Linked DNA regions of Homo sapiens: regions 2, 3, 4 and 5 are each linked to region 1. Evidence: chromatin contacts called from ENCODE Hi-C or POLR2A ChIA-PET data. All regions are on one chromosome and are shown on one strand. The core of a region is the stretch at or near the end of the contact, and the rest is flanking DNA. Distances in the headings are between cores, read along the strand shown. Region 1 holds the start of ETFRF1 (electron transfer flavoprotein regulatory factor 1). Region 2 holds the start of CCDC91 (coiled-coil domain containing 91). Region 3 holds the start of ETNK1 (ethanolamine kinase 1). Region 4 holds the start of MRPS35-DT (MRPS35 divergent transcript). Region 5 holds the start of PPFIBP1 (PPFIB scaffold protein 1).

Region 1 (2,551 bases), core at 30-2,529:
GTTATGTGGTGGCCAAAGTTGTTAATCATTGTTCCCCATGGGGTAGATACAGTGAGAGCTTCAGTAAAGCCTTTCCTCTAAAAGCCCACTATTTTAAGGTAACTTGGGATTACTGAACTATCTCCTTACCCCGATGAATCCTAACTTGAGTTGACTGAGGTGTTTTATCATTAAACATTAGTTTTACTGAAACTAATTTAAAAGGAAGCCTTAACTTTCATATCAAACAGCTATGGTAAACTGAGTAAGAACTCTGTACGAAGTCGCTATTAAAATGTTTTTATCTTGCTACCAGGATATGGATGTAAAATGCTAATAACTATTACACAACCTATAATAGTTACAGGTTACAATAGGGATAATAACACTTTAACCCACAAAGACTAGCTTAGTCCTACTACTTATCTATGAATAATGCATGTAGTCAATAACACTGGAAGGGATAGAGCATTATAAACTTATAATTCAGAGATGAGAAATGGTGCCAGTAATTTAAAAGTATTTCAGGTCTCATAATGCTAAAACAGGGTGTAGGTATGCCCTACAATTACAGAGAACTCAGTCGGGCTTGAGGAGAACAGCCTCACTTAATTGTAGTTTTCCTGTCGGTGTAAGGTGCCGGCGTTTCTTCATGTGGGAGGAGACTGAAATTCTAAAGGTTGTGTGGTTAGTAAAATTAGTCTGTGACCTCGGGAAACTAATGAGTCTTTGGGGCCTCAGCGATCTTCATGTTAAGGAATATTTTAGCCAGGAATTGCTTCATTTTCAATTCTTGTTTAGGGCGCTCTTAGGAAAAAGGACGCGTACGCTGCACAGAAAGTAAACAATAGAGCAGAAAGAAGAATCCGAAGGTCATTAATCTTAAAATAACCAACCCTCTGGAGCCAACTTATTTCTCTCTTTAAATTGCGGAATGAGCCCCATCCCCCTGCTGGATTAAACCGCAGAGGCCCAGGCCTCCCACCGGGTGTCCGCTGCATGAACCAGTCGCATGCCTGTTTCCTTCTCGAAACCCTCACAGAAAGACCCAACACACTCTAGGAAATAAACCGTCAACGTCAGGAGACGCTCAGAACCCTCTTCCCACACCCGGTGGTCCTCGCCCAGAGCATATTTCGCCTCCAGACCCCAGGATCCGGGAAATGGAACAAAACTCCCCGGCGGCGGCACTCACGCACTTTCCGGCACGCCGGAGCCGCAAAAGCCTCGACCGCTACGACTCCTCTGTCCGTCTACTGCGAAGCGGGGTGGCGTTGGGGGAGGTGGGCAACCTGTCAGTAAAGGGGGCGGGGCGCCGGCCGGAAGAGCCTCCGCGCGGCTGCGCTCTTTTCCTGGAGCTCAAGTGGGCGGGGCCTGTCGTCCGGGCAACCCGGGAGCGTTTGTCCACACAATTTCTGCTCCGACTCTGCGGACTACTGCAGTGGAGCTTGACTCTTAATGGTGAGCAAGGCAAATGAGGCAGACAGGTGGAGGGGCGACCACTGATTCTGCTTCACCAGTGTTAAATAATGTAATCAAGAGCCAGTCATATTTTACAGCGAAGCGGGTCGGTTTGGGAAATAACTCATACCTTGGGGTGGGTCGGCCCTCTTCTCAGCAATGGCTTTCCTTACCTGGACCAGGCGGACAGGTAGGAGTCCCAAACCAGTTTCTGCAAACGGGAGATGGTCAAAGCTGTCACACGGTATCCTGATCTCGAATGTTGCTAAGCTTGAAAATTGGTCCCAACCTAGTAACTTTCAGTAGTGATAGACGTTCCCACTAAATTTTCTTATTGCAACTTGGCGGAAATGTTTTAGTACTTCTCCAGCAGTTAATTAAAAGCTAATGCAATTTACTCTGCTTTGAAAAAATATTTTATGTCGTCTTTTGTGGGAATATGAATTGTTTTGTGATTCAAGGTTCTCATCCTGCATTAGTTAAATATGATAAGGCTTCTCATTTTGTTTTTCTGCACTCCTCAACTGCCATGTTTTCAGCAAGGAGACAGGCCAACATGTAGCTATGAGAGTATCTCTGATTTTCTTAAATGTGGTTTCCATCAAGACATTTTCTATAATTAAAACCAGAGGAAGTGGAGAATGTAATTACTTATTTAATTCATTAATTAAGGGAAAAATGTGGAGTGCATTCTTTGTACTTGGCACTGGGCTAGAAGCCAAGAATACCAAGAAGAACATGACGACAACTCTGCTTATAGGATACAGATTAAACAAATTAATTACAATACAGCTTTACAACTGTAACAATTGAAGCATCTAAAATGGGGTAACACACAGTTGGAAATGATGAAATTTCAGTGAGGGGAAACAAGGGAAGGAGAGTGGTGCTTTTCAACCTGTTTTAAAGTATAAATACGAGTTTTCCACATATGGTGGGAAGAAATAGGGAGTGGAGGCCTGGCGCGGTGGCTCACCCCTGTAATCCCAGCACTTTGGGAGGCCGAGGCGGGCAGATCACGATGTCAGGAGTTCGAGACCAGCCTGGTCAACATGGTGAAACCCAGTCTCTACTAAAAATACAAAAATTAGCCGGGCGTGTTGGCGCGCAC
Region 2 (2,551 bases), core at 20-2,519, 3.0 Mb before region 1:
CATTAAGTGTAGAACTCTCCGACAGCAGGGAACACAACAGCGAATTTGTTGTCAGTCCCTGTCACCCCACCCAACTAAATATTGTGGGGGGGGGAAGGGTTGCCTTAAATTGTGAAGTAAAATGTCAGCCCACTCCAATAACTCCACCACGCAACATGCAAACTGCTTCCAAAAACCATCATCCAACTCCCACCCGGATTAATATTTGGAGAGAAAGGTGGCATCAGTATCCGCACAGCTGAGAGGGGAGGGAAGGAAAGAGTCAGAATTCATAAGGGGCCGCTGAGTCACCTAAAATTGTGGCCAAGACTTTACCCTCCAGGAAATCGAGCTCTGCCCCAACTCTCATCAAGGAAGCAAGTGAGAGTAGCAGCAGCAACATCATCCTACCAAAAAAACACCAGCGCAGCTTTTAATAGAGTTCCACTCCTTAAAGTGAAGCCAAAAATAGGTTTCATGTCCAAAGCTTTCCTCCGCAGTAGGCGACACGCGCAGATGGAGAAAATATCTTTATTGTTGGGAAAGGGAGGCGTGCTAACGGGGACGAAGGATACCTCACCACTTGGCAAAGTTACTGGCTCCTGCCTTGACCCTGAAATGCCACTTTTATTGCAACATGTGGCCCAAGAAACTCTAAGGAAATGTGGCTGGCAGACGCTGTAGAGCTTTTACCCCAATGTACTTGGCAAAGTAAAAGGGGATACATAAACCAGGCGCGTTCTGTGTAATCTAAGCAAGAATCAAGGTCTCCGTTCGGTAGGCGCTTCGGTGACACAATAATCACGTGTTCGTGGGCGTAGACTTTCGAAAACACTCGATTCTGGGACGTGCAGATACCGGTACCCACCGGCGAGCGCAGGAACGAGTGGGCACTCCCACCCCCGGGAGCTGGCTCCGTTCCCGCAGGAGGTTGGTCACGCCCCCTGACTCCTGGTCGCTGCGACAGCCAAGGGCGAGGCCGCAGCAGGCGGGCTGCAGGCGGCGGAAGCTCGTCCGCGCTCCTCCCCCGGTGGGGCGCTCTCCGCTCGCCTCGCGCGGCCCCGACCCCAAGACCCAGGCCCCGGAAGGCGAGCGTTCACTTACCTGCTCCCCTCTCTCGCTCTCCGCTGCCGCCGCTGCGCCGCTCACCCACGCTGCCCGGTGAGCCACCCCCAGCACACAGACCCCTACGCGTACACCCGAGGCACGGCCCCAGGCCCTTGAGGGGAGACCGCGGCCCAGCCACACAGGTTGGGGTAGCCCACGCACCACCCGGCTTCGAACACCTCTGCCCCCGGAAGTTGATTTCCGCCAAGGCCCGCCCAACACAGCGCCCGTCACTCAACGTAAACACGCGCGTCACGTGGCCCCAGGCCGAGGCCCGGGTCGGGGCCCCATGTTCAGAGCCCTGCCACCCCAGCTTGAGCGTGGTCTTTGGAGCGTTGCCCTGTGAAAAGGGGTGACTTTGCCATGCTCCTTCCCAGTCTACCTCCTGTTAGTTACAGTTTCTCATTCCTCTTGAGTAGCAGGCCCTGTTTCTCCACCTAATCCCTGCAAGTAAACCGTCCCCCAAATCAAAATGAGTTCCATCTGGAACTTTGTAGGATTGGTCCTAAGAAGATCCCGCCGAATCTCTTCACCACTTCCTAGCAGAGCACAGTAAAACCGGGGACTAAGCAAAGTGGCTGACATGTAGTAAGTGCTCAAGAAATGGATGTTGACTAGATGCTACCTCTCATCTTTGCCTGTCTGAACTCTCAAGCACCGGATGCAAGTAGACTGAGAGCCTCCGCCAACCAGTAAGATGACTTTGGTCAAAGAATTCTGCTCTAGAGTTACTTTTGTTCTTGTCTTCAACTCCAGATCACAGCAATTCATACGTGCCATCTCTGTTGCAGAGTTTTCTTGCAAAGCCTTTCTTAAAAGCTTTCTGTCAAATAGCTTGTCCTGAAGCAATAGGAAAAGAATAGCGTAATTCACAGATTATTTATTTGAAAGGAAGGAATGATTATATAGATGTCTTTGTCCATTTCAGACTGTCAATAGCGATGAGAGAAACAGTCAACTAGCAGTCCACTCGTGAATGTTTCTTCTGTTTTTGCCATGGAAGGATTTTGAAGAACATTCATTCAACAAATTTTTATTGATTGTATACCACATACCTAGTCCTGGGCCAAGTTTTGACAATTCAAGAGTGAGCAAGGTAACACTCAAGATATTTGTCTTCAAGAAGCTTACAGTCTAGTGAGAAAGAAAGACACTAACCTGGGGACTTTGAGCATAAATCTCTGGAATATTCACATTCCTTGTATAACAAGTATTCTTTCATCCTTGGACACTGGGTTTCTCATCTGTTGAACAAAATTGGCTTAAACCTGTAATCTCTGTTCTGTACTGGAAGTGGAAAATATTAGCAAGGCATCCTGACAAGTCTGCCATAAGTGCTGGCCTAAGTAGTTAATGAGCAGTTTCAGTATTGAGCAAGTCACCTTGACTACATTCTTTTTCCAGCCCACCCCCTTCTTTATGCATACAAAAAACATTTCTATTGTAAGAAATGTAATGCTTTCTT
Region 3 (2,551 bases), core at 30-2,529, 2.6 Mb after region 1:
CTTGAAAATTACTGTTTTTTTTTGTTTGCAAGGGAAAAGGAGAAAAAGAGATCTATTTTTGTATCTAGTTCCTGAAACTAAAGCTAAAAACAGATTAGTATTCAAAAAAAATCACGTAGTGGAAATCATAACTTCCAACTTATTAGAAAACTCCTAGAGTCTCAGGGATTTTTTTCCTCCCAATTTTTTCTCTATCAACACGGTGTCTCATGAAAAGGAAACAGTCACAAGCCACTGCTCCTTCTAGTATCAGGTATTAATTTCAGTAAGACGACTTTAATAATTCAGAAATATCGACTCAAACAAAACAATGTGTGTGGTGCTGCCTAAGAACCGACCTAGCGATGCATGGTCGTGGTCATTACTTTGGGAATTGAGTACGCTAGGGTTTGGGAAGACAAAACGCAGTGTGAGGCATCAATGAAAGCACATCGCAGGGGGAGGGGAGAGGAAGGAAAGATCAGAGAGGATTAATGACTGCATTACTGGTGGGAGGGGAGGAGGTAGACGAGGACCCCGTGCAAGGGGAGTGGAAAGGTTCATTTTGCAGTGACCGTGGACTGGGGAGTGGGAGGAGGGGCAACTATCAGCAGGAATCTCCCCCCGTGGATGGGTCCGTCACTTACGCAGCGGCTTCTAGAAAGAGAAAATGTGCCTCAGGTCAATCTCAAAGAGCAACTGCGACGGGAAGGGGGAGTGACCCTCCTAGGTGTGAGGGGAAATACAGGGTCACTTCCCAATAGACTTAAGGAGATGTTGCCCTAGGTCCTCCTCGGTCATCGTGGGACAGAGGCGATTGTGGTGAGGACCCCCAGAGCCGCGTGAGGGGCATAAGAGACCCAGAGCTGAGGTGTGGGCGTTACCTGCAGGGTCACCTCCTGGGGGTCCCAGTGAGGCCGCAGGTGTTGCAGGAGGCTCAGGGCCCCCTCCCGGCAGCGATGCTCCTCCTGATCCTGAACGGTGACGTTCAGCTTGGGCACCTCCGGGGAGCCGGGAGGGACGTGGATGTAATTGGCCATGGCCCAGGCGACGGCGGAGACTACCACCACGACGACGGCGACGGCGACCACGAGAACGGCGGGCGCCGACAGACTGGTGGATCCTTCCGTCCCGGGGCGCCCTCGCGGGAGGGCTGGGGGCGCTGGGACGGGCGGGCGAGCGGCAGGAGAACGTCTGGAGGCGGCACTGTTGCCGATCCGGGTCTGGACAGCAGCTGAACTGAGCCCGGCCCGCTCTCGGAGAAAATTCCTGTTGTCGGAGCTGGACCGCGGGCGGCCGCAGAGCATGCCGGGGCTGGCCTGACGCTGGCGTCACGCGCGGGGCGGGTCCTGCGCTGCGTCAGGGTGCCGAGGCGGGGTTTCTCGCCTCCGGTCACAATGGGACCTCTGTACCGCGCTGGGCTTGTTGGCCTGCGATTAGCACACACCCATCCCTGGGAACTGCTAGTCTGGAAAGCGGGGCTGCTTCTCCGGGATGAGCCCGAGCCCTGCCAAGCCCCTCAAGGCATTGAAGCTTTAGCTCACCTTATCCGAATGGTCATTGGGCATCTGGACTTGAGTTAACGACTGAATTTTTCTGGGAAGCAAGGGACACGTTCTAAAATAACCCCAGGATCACTCTCCGAACTTGGCCTGAGTCTAGGCAAGCAGTGTTACTCGGTCGCCTTGATCTTGGAGCTGCTGTGTACTGGGGACCTCATACTAGTTGGGTTAACTATATTCCCATTAGCAGTACGCGGGATCGCAGTACTCGGGACAAGCTGAGTTCAGGTATTTGGGTAAGACAACTGCAACACTTCAGAGGTTATTTGTGGAGTAAGATGTTCGACCATACAGTGAATAATTCGAAGCTAGGGAGAACAGATTAGAGTCTGGTATGAAGAAGAAAGGGAAGGAAAGGAATAGTTTTGAAGCTCAGCGCTAGAACGACTCGATGTCCATGCCAGGGTACCCCGAGTGGGCCTTGAAATCTTGCGTCTCAGTGCCTTACAGGGAATGGTAGAAACTGGAAAATCTACAAGTAAAGTATTGGGACCTCCTAATTTTCCTTTTAGATGGAGGAAAACGGGCTGGGATTCCCTGCAGCACTTAGCACACGGTGAATACGTTTGTTAGTAGTAAATAAAACCCTTAACTGGACTGAGTTTAATTAACATTCAAAATGTTTAATTACTTCACTAGCATTAAGTTTACATCCTGATTGTTCAGAAAGAACCTACTTACCTTTGTAATTAACAAAATAATTACTTCACCGATAACGGTAAACTTCCTAAACTAAAAAGAGGGGTGGAAATGGAGCTTTATAATACAGCAAAGAAGTTGATTTAACATTTTTCAAATTTAGTGGTTTTTTTGTTTGTTTTTTGTTTCTGTTTTTTTTTGTTTTGTTTTTGAGACGGAGCCTCACTCTGTCGCCCAGGCTGGAGTGCAATGGCGCGATCTTGGCCCACTGCAACCTCCGCCTCCCGGGTTTAAGGGATTCTCCTGCTTCAGCCTCTCGAGTAGCTGGGATTACCGGCGCGTGCCACCACGCCCAGCAAATTTTTGTATCT
Region 4 (2,551 bases), core at 15-2,514, 2.5 Mb before region 1:
GACATCTTATTTAGTTGTTTGGTTGTTTATACTATTGACTTCCCCACCTTGCCGTATCTCCGGTGAGTGTCTAGAACACTGCATGGTATACAATAGGAGTTAAGTATTCCAAGAATTTAAGAATGAAAATTTAAAAATAGACAATTATTAGACCTATGAAGAGCCAGTATGAAGGATTAATGTATTTATAGTTTATCTGAAAACAATGGGAAACCATTTGTAGATCTTGAACATGAGAGCAGCAAGACAAGATCTAAATTTTGAAAACCTCATTTGGCTGTTTTGAGAATTCAATGTAGGAGAGCAAGAGGGGAAACAGGAAACGGAAAAAAAACTTGTAGAAATGAGATGGTCACCTGAACTAGATAGTTGGTAGTATGAGGAGAGTAAATTAGAGATATAACAGGAAGTAGCACAGGTAGGATCCGCCTATTGATTAGACTCACGCCAGCTCCTCCTCAACGCTCCCGTCATTCTAGCCACACTTCTATCACAGCGCCTCTCACCCTACATAGCACTTCTCCGCTAATAAATCTGTATTTTCCACTAGAGTCCTCCGGGGTAAGCACGCTATCAAGCATCCCTACAATCTCTGTTAAATGGAGGTCATCAACGCCTGTTGAATGAAGGCCGCCCATTTGGTGGCCTGGAATTCAGAGCAGCAATTTGTCCTAGCACAGCCGTATGACTCTCTTAATGTTTGGGGAAATCCATGGTTCAACAGCGCCGATGCCCGATAAACAACACAGCACCAGTAACCTGTGCCAGGGGCTGTGGACGGGGGCAACACAGGAGCAGGTCACGGGGAAGGGGGATGTAAGCTTTCTGAGCAAACTCCCAGAGCACCCAGGGCAGAAACAGGCGGCTAGAAGCCGGGCAACGCGGGTGCAGAGCACAGACCCACGTCCATGGTTTTCCTACCAGACGGGCCTGGCAGCGGACGCACTGGCCTCCCCCGGGCGGCGCTGGCTCAGCCACCGCGGCACCCTTCATGAGGCCGGTATTCCGCTCTTGCACCTCCCCCAAAGCCCAGAGAAGACGAGACAGACACTCACGCAGGCTAGGTGTCGGGACCGGAGTGGCCGAGTAGACGGCAGTGGAGAATGCACGCAGAGTCCTTGCCCTCGACTGCAGAGACAGCCATGCTGGGAGCGCGGCGGCCGCCATGGCTGCGAGGACGGCAAGCCGGAGGGGACAAGCGGCGTTCAGTGTCAGGGGCGGGCCTGGGGCCGCTAAGCGCAGGCTCCCTGGGCTGGCACCGCCCTAGGCTGGAGAAAGAGGAAACACGTTGGTCTGCGCACTCAGAGCCGAGTCAAATGTGCAGGAAGATTCCCCCAAACTGAAAGAAGTAATGAAAAGAAAACAAAAAAAATCCTTAAAAATCGAGTGAATCAGTTCGTAGAGAATTGCAGATAAAGACCGTAGGGATAGGGGTTGCGGCTCACTGAAGGCGGGCGTGCTCTGGGTGGAACCTCAGTTGATCCGAGAGTCAGGCGGTCTACCCGAGGGACTCTTGTTATTTATAATTGTTGCTTTTCTACATTTACTTGGATTAAAGAAGTCTTCAACTAATGCCAGTAATATGCGCTAAGGGGAGAGAAGCAGTATCCCGAGCCAGAGTGCTTGGGTTTCAAACTTGACTTCACCACTTCTGGGATGTATGATCTCAGACAAGTTAGCATAGACAAATATTTGTGTACAGCGTTGGCATACAGTGAACACCGCGTGTACGTAGCCTATAACTTTTAGCTATATATGGTTAGCTTGTTGTTAGATCAGCTTAGAATTACAGAAAGTCAGAACTCATCAGGACCTAGAAAATAAACTTTTAATGAACACTCTTAAATTTTCTACGGTAGGATGAATTAACATACAAGCCTTAATAAAACAATTCTCGGCCGGACGCGGTGGCTCGCGCCTGTAATCCCAGCACTTTGGGATCCCGAGGCGGGTGGATCACCTGAGGTCAGGAGTTTGGGACCAGCCTGACCAACATGGAGAAACCTGGTCTCTACTAAAAATACAAAATTAGCCGGGTGTGGTGGCACATGCCTGTAATCCCAGCTACTCGAGAGAAGAATCGCATGAACCCGGGAGGCAGAGGTTGCGATGAGCCGAGATCGCGCCATTGCACTCCAGCCTGGGCAATAAAAGCAAAACTCCGCCTCAAAAATAAAATAAAATAAAATAAATTCTCTATTTTCTCTTTATTTTAAAAATTATTTTAATTAATTAATTAATTATTATTATTTTTGAGACAGAGTCTTGCTCTGTTGCTAGGCTGGAATGTGGTAGCAGGACCATGGCCCACTGCAGCCTTGACCTCCCAGGCTCAAGTGATCCTCCTACCTCAGCCTTTCAAGTAGCTGAGGCTACAGGCACGCACCACCACACCCAGCTAATTAAAAAAAAAATTGTTTTTCCAGAGATGAGGTCTCACAGTGTTGCCAGGGCTGGTCTCAAACTCTTGGGTTCAAGCGATCCTCCTGCCTTGGCCTCCCAAAAAAGTGATAGGACTACAGGCGTGAGCTACTGCACCTGGCCTATTTTT
Region 5 (2,551 bases), core at 19-2,518, 2.3 Mb before region 1:
GGGTCCTGAATCGGTGTATGGAGTCAATTTCCCCGCCCCCTCGAGAAAGTCAATCACACCCAGTTAGTGACCTGGGCACACAAAATCTCCACATAGGAAAAAGACAGGGTTTGAAATAGGAAATAAACAAAAATCAGAATTCTATTCTTTCACTTCTTAAAAGTATCTTTTTCCTCCCGCAATTGCTTTCTCAAAATACCAAACTTGGACTTTGAAATCAAGTTCTTTTTCTATTGCTCTCCGCAGTTCTTACTGAAAGCAAGGATTTGTTTTGGTCCCACATGTTGAAAACTTCACGTCCCTATAATTAAGAGTTTATATGCCACGCCTTCCACCGCGTTTCCCTGTTAAAACTCCCTTCTCTAAAAAAGATCCCTGAAAACACAACTACCAGCTCGCCCCTCAAGCAGCCACAGGAAACAGATCTGAAGATTCTCAGCAGCCATCCTAACCTCTCCAGATATAAAGCTGGCAGCTGAAGGGATTTCTCGGTTAAAATGAGTGAATACTAGTTGCAGTTTTAGAAGTGTGCCCCCAAGAGACGAGTTTTCCCGCAAGCTCATAATTAATAAACACCCCAAGTGAATTTCTCACATCCTGACTGGATTACACAAAAGGATATTTTACATTGATATATAAGACTAACATTGATATTCTTTTAATATATAATAGGCCACAAGGAGACAAAAAAATACAAAACTTTTTTTTTCTTTTCAACGAGCATAATTTTTGAGTCGATGATCCATAATTTTTTGTGGCATTTTTAAATGCCTCAATACACACAGACAGAGAGACACACACGCCCCTCTGGTTGGGGTTCTCAGGTATTACCGGGAGCCTAGGGTGTGGGGGTCTAAGGATACAGACAAGACCTAAACGTCCAATCCTGGAGTATTCTTCACGTACAAGCTCGGTCCAAGCCCCAGGAGTTAAGCCCTACCCCTCCACCCCCACCACCCCCAAAAAGTGCCCGTTCCCATTGGGAAACAGGAGTGAGTTGCACAAGGAAATCGACCCGGGGAAGAGGAGGAGCAGCTGCAACAGCCAGCTGCAGCCACACAACGGTGCCACTTCCCTCCCGTCTGGGAGTGGAGCAAAACGCCCTTACCTGGGGGGTGGAGAGCCGCCGGCACTAGTTCCAAAAGTTCTGGTCCACCTCCTCTCGGAGTTCAAAGCCCCAGCACTCCGGCCCGGCCGCCAGCTCGCAGCACACGAGTCCTTCCCCGTCCTTTCCCCACCCTGCCTGCACTACACCATGTCAGGAATCCGGGCAGGCACCGAGCTGGGAGCTGACATCACTCCCAGTTCCAGGTACCTCCCCCTCCCACTGCCGCCCTTCTCTCCTCCCTCCCTGCAGGAATCAGCCAAAGAGAGTCAGCAGTGGGGCGGGGCCGGGGGCGCCTGCGCGCCCGCTGATTGGAGCCGGGGAACGTCACTCAGAGGAGTCCACTAATTTTATGCATTCCTCGCTGAGCCAGACTAGGGCTGGAAGTGGGTGGATGGAAGAAAATGCTGCCCTTCCTGCTATCTCTAAGGAACGGAGATAATCCGATGGGGAAGAACCTGGCGGGTCGAGTTTTAAACTTTTCTTGTTGTAGTTACTGAGATTCCAGATCAGAAACGAAACTAACCCACGCGAACCCCCTTTTTAAGGAGAAACAATTGCCTCGGTGTCACAGGCACACGGGCATGTACAAGCCCGGCGGCGCGTGGTGTAGAAAATGGCTAGCTTTAAGCCATGCAAATAAAGGAAAACGTCAGCTCACCCTTCTGCCCTTTTATCCTGGGACTGCTGGGTGTTCCCTTAGACGGGGAATGTAGAACTTCAAAAGCACTTCAGAAAGATTTGGAAGAGACTCCTGAAAACGGTGACCGAGCTTTGAATTGTTAAGTGGTGGTGTTGTCAGCCATGTGGCTGCTGTTGCTTTTAGCGATGAAAATCACACCACACAAGCTTCTCGGGCAAGTAAAATTGAATCTCTGAAGCAAGAAAAATGTATTTCCCCGTTTAAAGACCTTAAGGCTGCTGTTTCAATGCACACACTGAAAAGGGTGGAGGAAGGAGGGACCTCACAATTGAGTTCCACAAACCACATGAGAATAATTACTGTAGAATGGAACCAATTGTAGTGGCTGAGCTCTCAATTAAGAATTAACTAACGTTTATCCTTGACAGATATCATGCGGTATAATCCCCTTGGCTGACAGAAGAAAAAGATTCTCAGAAAATGGTTCTTTCAAGGCAGATGCTGCTTACAGGCAGACCTGAATGGTGAAAAGCAGCTTTATTTGTATGAGATATAGGTAGCATATAACCCACCATCTTCTAAAAATATAGTGAATTAATAACTTTCTCTTTTTTTTCTTCTTTTTTTAAACAGGTCACTCTGCCACCCAGGCTGGAGTGCAGTGGCATGATCTGGCTCACTGCAACCTCCTTCTCCTGGGTTCAAGTGATTCTACTGCCTCAGCCTCCGAGTAGCTGAGACTACAGGCGCCCACCACCACACCCGGCTGATTTTTGTATTTTCAGTAGAGACGGGGTTTCCGC

What was found. Hi-C counts contacts between places; a loop is a spot of excess contacts on that map. ChIA-PET counts read pairs that join two places held with the same protein, here RNA polymerase II (POLR2A). Pooled maps may share reads with other maps.
Region 2: a loop to region 1 is called in a pooled map, with 15 times the contacts of the local background. The contact joins the promoter of CCDC91 here to the promoter of ETFRF1 in region 1. A Hi-C loop is called at or near these places in 9 of 50 pooled maps.
Region 3: a loop to region 1 is called in a pooled map, with 8 times the contacts of the local background. The contact joins the promoter of ETNK1 here to the promoter of ETFRF1 in region 1. A Hi-C loop is called at or near these places in 8 of 50 pooled maps.
Region 4: a loop to region 1 is called in a map of CD8-positive, alpha-beta T cell, with 14 times the contacts of the local background. The contact joins the promoter of MRPS35-DT here to the promoter of ETFRF1 in region 1. A Hi-C loop is called at or near these places in 1 of 168 maps with a recorded cell type or tissue (CD8-positive, alpha-beta T cell) and 5 of 50 pooled maps. POLR2A ChIA-PET finds 5 or more read pairs at or near these places in 1 of 52 experiments (K562).
Region 5: a map of CD8-positive, alpha-beta T cell shows a loop between it and region 1 (5-fold over the local background). The contact joins the promoter of PPFIBP1 here to the promoter of ETFRF1 in region 1. A Hi-C loop is called at or near these places in 2 of 168 maps with a recorded cell type or tissue (CD8-positive, alpha-beta T cell and naive thymus-derived CD4-positive, alpha-beta T cell) and 5 of 50 pooled maps.

The regions. Positions count from the first base shown.
Region 1 is chr12:25,193,965-25,196,515 of GRCh38, reverse strand. ETFRF1 (electron transfer flavoprotein regulatory factor 1) reads right to left here and starts at 1,279. Exons shown (of 3, transcript NM_001001660.3): 1 at 1,179-1,279. DNAI7 (dynein axonemal intermediate chain 7) reads left to right here and starts at 1,356. Exons shown (of 16, transcript NM_018272.5): 1 at 1,356-1,440. The coding sequence starts at 1,438. RefSeq lists an enhancer at 919-1,038.
Region 2 is chr12:28,189,174-28,191,724 of GRCh38, reverse strand. It overlaps CCDC91 (coiled-coil domain containing 91), which reads right to left and starts at 1,269. Exons shown (of 13, transcript NM_018318.5): 1 at 1,084-1,269. LOC729291 (a long non-coding RNA gene) reads left to right here and starts at 987. Exons shown (of 1, transcript NR_148936.1): 1 at 987-2,551. RefSeq lists silencers at 1-109, 793-1,222, 1,253-1,302.
Region 3 is chr12:22,623,899-22,626,449 of GRCh38, reverse strand. ETNK1 (ethanolamine kinase 1) reads right to left here and starts at 1,279. Exons shown (of 8, transcript NM_018638.5): 1 at 864-1,279. The coding sequence starts at 1,019. ETNK1-DT (ETNK1 divergent transcript) reads left to right here and starts at 1,404. Exons shown (of 4, transcript NR_135030.1): 1 at 1,404-1,777. RefSeq lists enhancers at 156-845, 865-1,034, 1,565-1,634.
Region 4 is chr12:27,709,460-27,712,010 of GRCh38, reverse strand. MRPS35-DT (MRPS35 divergent transcript) reads left to right here and starts at 1,264. Exons shown (of 5, transcript XR_001749448.2): 1 at 1,264-1,348. MRPS35 (mitochondrial ribosomal protein S35) reads right to left here and starts at 1,179. Exons shown (of 8, transcript NM_021821.4): 1 at 1,056-1,179. The coding sequence starts at 1,167. RefSeq lists enhancers at 759-1,548, 1,559-1,638, 1,669-1,748.
Region 5 is chr12:27,522,923-27,525,473 of GRCh38, reverse strand. PPFIBP1 (PPFIB scaffold protein 1) reads right to left here and starts at 1,268. Exons shown (of 30, transcript NM_003622.4): 1 at 1,109-1,268. RefSeq lists enhancers at 646-1,246, 1,493-1,952, 1,850-2,451.